Linked DNA regions of Homo sapiens: region 2 is linked to region 1. Evidence: chromatin loops called from intact Hi-C (ENCODE). Cell type or tissue: heart right ventricle. All regions are shown on one strand. Links, peaks and the distances in the headings refer to the core of each region. The heading gives the core; the rest is flanking DNA.

Region 1 (2,915 bases), core at 248-2,747:
ACACCCGGCTAATTTTTGTATTTTTAGTAGACACGGGGTTTCACCATGTCCGCCAGGATGGTCTCGAACTACTGACCTCAAGTGATCCACCCGCCTCAGCCTCCCAAAGTGCTAGGATTACAGGCATGAGCCACTGTGCCTGGCTGAGAAATCACTACTTTGCTTTTAGAAATCACCGTCCTGAGAAAAATCAGTTTCTTTCAGAAATCCTTGTTTTCTTGTCAGAGCTCCATGCATAGCCCACTGGAGGCCAACATTTTCCATCAGACATCCCTGTTTTCCTGTCATAAACCACTACTCTCCTGTCAGAAATCCCTGGTCTCCTGTCAGAAGTCCCTGGTCTCCTGTCAGAAGTCCCTGGTCTCCTGTCAGAAATCCCTGGTCTCCTGTCAGAAGTCCCTGGTCTCCTGTCAGAAATCCCTGGTCTCCTGTCAGAAGTTCCTGGTCTCCTGTCAGAAATCCCTGGTCTCCTGTCAGAAGTCCCTGGTCTCCTGTCAGAAGTCCCTGGTCTCCTGTCAGAAGTTCCTGGTCTCCTGTCAGAAATCCCTGGTCTCCTGTCAGAAATTCCTGGTAGGAGCTTCCAGTCAGAAGTCATTACTTTCCCGTAGGGAATCACTGGTCCTTGCCTGATCCTTCTTTCCCCAGAATATTCAGAGTTGCTCGTCATCCTTTGACTTTGGTAGTTTTCTTGTGACTTTCTTGCTGGGAGAGGAGAAGGGCACTGCCGGCTGTTCACACCTGTTTTGCCACATCTGTGGAAGCTCAGTGCTGGCTCCAGAAGCAGCCTGGGGCACTGGACACAGCACAGGGGGTGTCCACAGCCTCATATGCCCCTCCTGGGTGATGATAGACAAGTCATTTCTGCCTGCTGGACCTTTTCCCCATCTTTTTGTTGGGGGTGATAATATCGCCTACTCTGCCTGCTTCATAGCGTCATTTAATTTAGATCAATGACACTTCTGACTTCCAAAAAGTTGCTACTTTGTTTGAGACAGAAATCTCTTTTCCTGTCATTTTTACTCACTGTTGCTCCATAGGGCAAATCTAATACTTCTTCCATACCACAACCCTTCAACCCTGCCCCTAAATCTCCTCTTACCTGCAAAAAATGCCTCCTGTTCTCTAATGCCCAGATTCAACCAGCTCATTCCTTGTGTTGTGTGACTGGCTTCCAGGTCTGTTGCCAGCCTGCTCCCCCGACTCCACCCCTGGTCCCACCTTGTTTGAGTTTGTCTAGGTCTTTCTTGGAGTGTGCTGTGATCAGCTCAGGGGACAGCAAGAGTGTCACCTCCCTCCTTCTACAGCAGATGGCATGGTCAGGTTGCATGAGCTTTTACACTGCAGATTGAATGTGCCATTTACCATGTAGAATCTTCCCAGGCAGAAGCTCCATTTATTCGTTTTTATTTTTCTATTAGAGGTTTGTAATTTTCTTTGAATGCATTCTTCATGTCCTTTTACGTGAATTGCAAAATACTTAATGATTTGGATTCTTCAGGGAATGAGCTCTCTCTATTGCATTTCCTTCTAGTCTTCATCACTGGACTCTAGAAACGGTGTATTGATTTAATTTTTTTCTTATAATCTGAAACGTTGCTGAACTGATTTGCCATTTCTAAGTAGTTTTCCTGGAACACTCTGTACTGTCTTGGGGTGCTTACCCATTCTGTCTTGTGATGGAGACAGCTTTATGGCAGGCTGTGTCACGTGCTCTGCCATTTTCTCCTTGGAACCACTCCAAATGGGTGCCAACGCCTCTAGGCAGGAGCTGTGCTGGACATCAGAGTTCAAGGAAATGGGGATGGCATTGTTTTATTATTATTATTTTGAGACAGAGTCTCGCTCTGTCGCCCAGGCTGGAGTGCAATGGTGTGATCTCAGCTCACTACAACCTCCGCCTCCCAGGTTCAAGCGATTCTCCTGCCTCAGCCTCCTGAGTAGCTGGGACTACAGGCACCCACCACCATGCCTGACTAATTTTTTGTATTTTTAGTAGAGACGGGGTTTCACCATGTTGGCCAGGCTGGTCTCGAACTCCTGACCTCAGGTGATCCACCCGCCTCGGCCTCCCACAGCGCTGGGATTACAGGCGGAGCCAACAAGCCCGGCCTGGAAATGGGGATGGCATTATGAACAGGGTAATCTTTTGTTAATTCTGATTTCCATTTTTTGAAGTAAATCATTCTAATAACTTTGGTAATTCAGCTATTAATAGCAACACATTGCTTACCACATACTTCACAAGTGAACAGTGATCACACCGAAGTTGAAAACACTTGGCCTGTTGATTAAACAGGGTTTTCACTGGATTACACACTTTAAAACGGTGAATTTTAAGGTATGTGAATGAGTCCTTCCCCTGCTCAATGACAACAACAGGAAAAATTTTAAAAATAGGCTTTGGAGACAACTAGTTTATGTCCCAGCTTTGCCCTTAACAGGCCGTCTGGCCTTTAGGCAATTATGGTCCAGTCCTTGATTTCTCTGAATTTCCACTTCATCCTATGTAGAATGGGATTATGAATTGCCCTTCTTTCATTCCACTGATAAAAGAAACTCTCCACCCCCACCCTAGAGAGCGGCTGATCAAAATATCCCAATTCTCCTAGACACAATAATTGATGAAGACACGCTCACAAGACCCAAAGATGCTCAGTCAAGATTCGTGAGGAGGGGAAATGTGGATGCTGGGTCAAAATAGGGCTCTCTCCTTCTAAAATCATAAGACATAGCCTGGGGAGCGGTGGCTCACGCCTGTAATCCCAGCACTTTGGGAGGCTGAGGCGGGCGGATCATGAGGTCAGGAGATCAAGACCATCCTGGCCAACATGGTGAAACCCTGTCCTACTAAAATACAAAAAATTGCCAGGCGCAGTGGCTCACGCCTGTAATCCCAACACTTTGGGAGGCCGAGG
Region 2 (2,915 bases), core at 226-2,725, 100 kb after region 1:
TTTCAGTCTCTGTCTCTTTGATTCTCTCTGCCTCTCAGACTCAGCTCTCTGTCTCTCGTTCCTTCATTCTTGAATAAAGTGCCCAGGGGAAATGTCCAGCAAGAACAAGACCCTCCCCGGACTCCACAGAACAGAGTAGGGTGGACTGCTAGGCTGGGTCCATGTGCCAGGTTGGCTCAACAGTTTTGCTGGGAATTCCCCTCTGGCCACAAGAAGCCATGGCCAGGGAGGGAAAGTGTCCAGCAGTGGATTCTGGGCCTGCGAAGCCAGGCTCCATCTAAGCTTACTTAAGAAGCAACAGTAATAGACCCCCCACCCCCCGCCTTAGGGAGCAGCAGAAAGGTGATTACATGCTGTGTCAGCTAATCCCGTGAAACCCTGTGTCTCCCTCCAAGGAGTCAAACATTCTCAGTCCTTGTATTCCTCCATCCTTCCAAGTGGCAGGAAAGACCTTCAGAAACCAGTGTCTGAACAAAATGCCAGCAGGAAAACCACAGGTCTCTGCTTTATCTAAGTGAGTGGGAAGAAGGGCTGAGGGATGGATCAAGAATTAATGAGGATACAGTAAGTAGAACAATGTACGACTCCATAACCTGAGAGCTTTTGAAAGGACAGCTGGAGCCAGTGCTTCTGGCCGTACATACCTGTGATCAAGTTACACCCTCTCCCCACAAAATAGCCACCTAGCAACCAATACAATATGAATCAGAGTCATAATCACGGCCATTTCTCTTGAATCAGGGGTCCTGCCAGCCACTCTTCATGTATCTGCTTAGTCCATCCTACCAAAAACTCTAACAGTCACCTCCCCATTTTACAGATGAAGAAACTGAGGCTCATAGAGGTTAACTTGCCCGAAGTTACAGTTAGTGAGTAGAAGAGCTAAGATAAGAACTTAGGACTGCCAGGCTCCCAGCCAGCCTGCTCGCCTCCCTGTCAGTCACTGTCACCTCACTGTCACTGTCACTGTCACTCTGAAGAAACATTCTGAGTCAAGTAGAGATGTTCTTTTCACATTTGAGTGTCCTTTTCTGTAGGTGGATCAGAGTATAGAGACATCTGGACACAATTAAGCAGCAGGTCAAGCTGACCTCCCTTCCCTGCCTTCCAGGCAGCAGGTGGCTTCTGAGCATGACCAGCAGCAATGCTGTTCCAATCAGTCCAGGTAGCGCAGGCCCACGGTCATGTCTCTGGAGCTTCGGCAAAATAGTTCACTTGCTGTGCCTGCAGCTCACCAGTGGTCAAAAGAAATCCATTAAGAGCTTAAGAAAAACATGTAAGAGAAAAATTCATAGTTGAGAAAATTCTATTATGCTGTGTTTCTTTTGAATTGGGATAAAACCGACATTCTACACATCATCATGGCAGAGCACTTTTCCACCAGACTTGACCTCAAGGCCTAAGAACAGAGGCAAGAGTCCACCGAAGACTCCTCGTCCGGGGCAACAGCAATTAGGAGGCGTGCATGTGCCTTTCAGGTCTCAGGTCAGAGAAAATTTCGGAAACAAGGTAAAAAGAAAAAGGGAAGAAAGACACTCAGTTCATTCCTCTGTGAATGCCCCACTCCTTCCTTCAGTGGAGAAAGAGGTCTCATCCTCAATCATTGCTCCTGCAGACACAGCGGGGGCAGGGCAGCATGGAGGAAAGCCAGGCAGTGCAGCGTGCTGCCACACTCACAGATATGGAAACCTGCCGAGGCTCTCTGAGTTAATCTCCCCTGGCCATGACCTCATGGGAACAAGATGTGTGTATTTTGTGCCAGGATGAGACTGTGGCTTCACACACAAAAAAAGTTTATGAGGTTTAAAATAACTCATTGCTCTGATTGTACCACAGTGACCCAGAGAGCACACACCCAAAAAGGATTTTGGCCCAATTGCCAAGTTGATGGTCTTTATAGATGACATAAACGGGATTCCGTTCCATTCTTCAAATACTTCCCGAGTTCCTACTGTGTGCCAGTACTGAGCTAGACACTGAGGACACGAAAATAAATCCGCCATGCCCTCTGACCTGAGAGAGCCGATAACTCCAGGCAGGGATATCAAATAGAAACTCAAATATCTATCTTCAGCATATATATATACATATATATTTTGAGACACAGTCTCACTCCAGGCTTCAGTGCAGTGGCATGATCTTGGCTCACTGCAACGTCCGTCTCCTGGGTTCAAGCTATTCTCCTGCCTCAGCCTCCTGAGTAGCTGGGATTACAGACATGCACCACCACGCCCAGCTAATTTTTGTATTTTTAGTACAGACGGGGTTTCACCATGTTGATCAGGCTGGTCTCCAACTCCTGACCTCGTGATCTGCCCGCCTCTGCCTCCCAAAGTGCTGGGATTAAAGGCGTGAGCCACCACGCCCGGCCCCAGCAGATATTTTCTGAGGGCCTACTACATGCCAGACATTCAGAACTAGCGATTACCAAAATGGTAGTCTAATGGCAAATTAGACTCTCTTTGTTGACCAGCTAAACCAGATTCAATTCAGTTTCATGGACAAGTCCCTATCATTTAGCAACTTTTAAAATGCTGTCCTTCCTGCTAGACTGTAAGCTTCATGGGGGCTGGGGCTACACACATGCCTTGTTCACAGTGTGTCTTCAGTGCTGAGATGGTGTCTGAAGACGGTGTCTACAGACGGTGAGTGGTCAAGAAATCCATGAACCTGGGGAAGTTCCTAGGCTATGGGGGGAGCACAAGATGGAGAAGGGATGAAGAACAAAGGGTTCACTCACAAATTATCCTCTCTCTCTCTCTGTCTCTCTCTCATGCACACACACACACACACACACACACACACACACACAGAGTCAATTAATGACATAGAGTGAACTGTAGGCCTCAAACTGCCACGGCTCACAGAAATTGTCATGGTTCCCAGGCTCTGAGCCATCGCGTGGCAGATACCTT

What was found. Hi-C counts contacts between places; a loop is a spot of excess contacts. Peaks named below come from ENCODE experiments on the same cell type or tissue, not always from the same donor. Only the 100,000 strongest peaks of a DNase experiment are listed, where the experiment ranks them.
Region 2: it touches region 1 in a loop (1.9-fold over the local background); 5 of 110 quality-filtered maps call a loop at or near these places.

Annotation. Positions count from the first base shown.
Region 1 is chr3:197,452,592-197,455,506 of GRCh38, reverse strand. The region is part of intron 2 of LOC105374308 (a long non-coding RNA gene); the gene reads left to right. Among named protein-coding and RNA genes, the nearest start is that of LINC02012, 56 kb to the left of the region's middle. In heart right ventricle, for the core only: a CTCF peak has its summit at 1,293; no DNase peak of the experiment used is centred there; H3K27ac peaks cover 30 bases.
Region 2 is chr3:197,351,393-197,354,307 of GRCh38, reverse strand. No RefSeq gene overlaps it. Among named protein-coding and RNA genes, the nearest start is that of DLG1, 54 kb to the right of the region's middle. In heart right ventricle, for the core only: no CTCF peak of the experiment used is centred there; DNase peaks (open chromatin) are centred at 237 and 1,667; H3K27ac peaks cover 2,452 bases.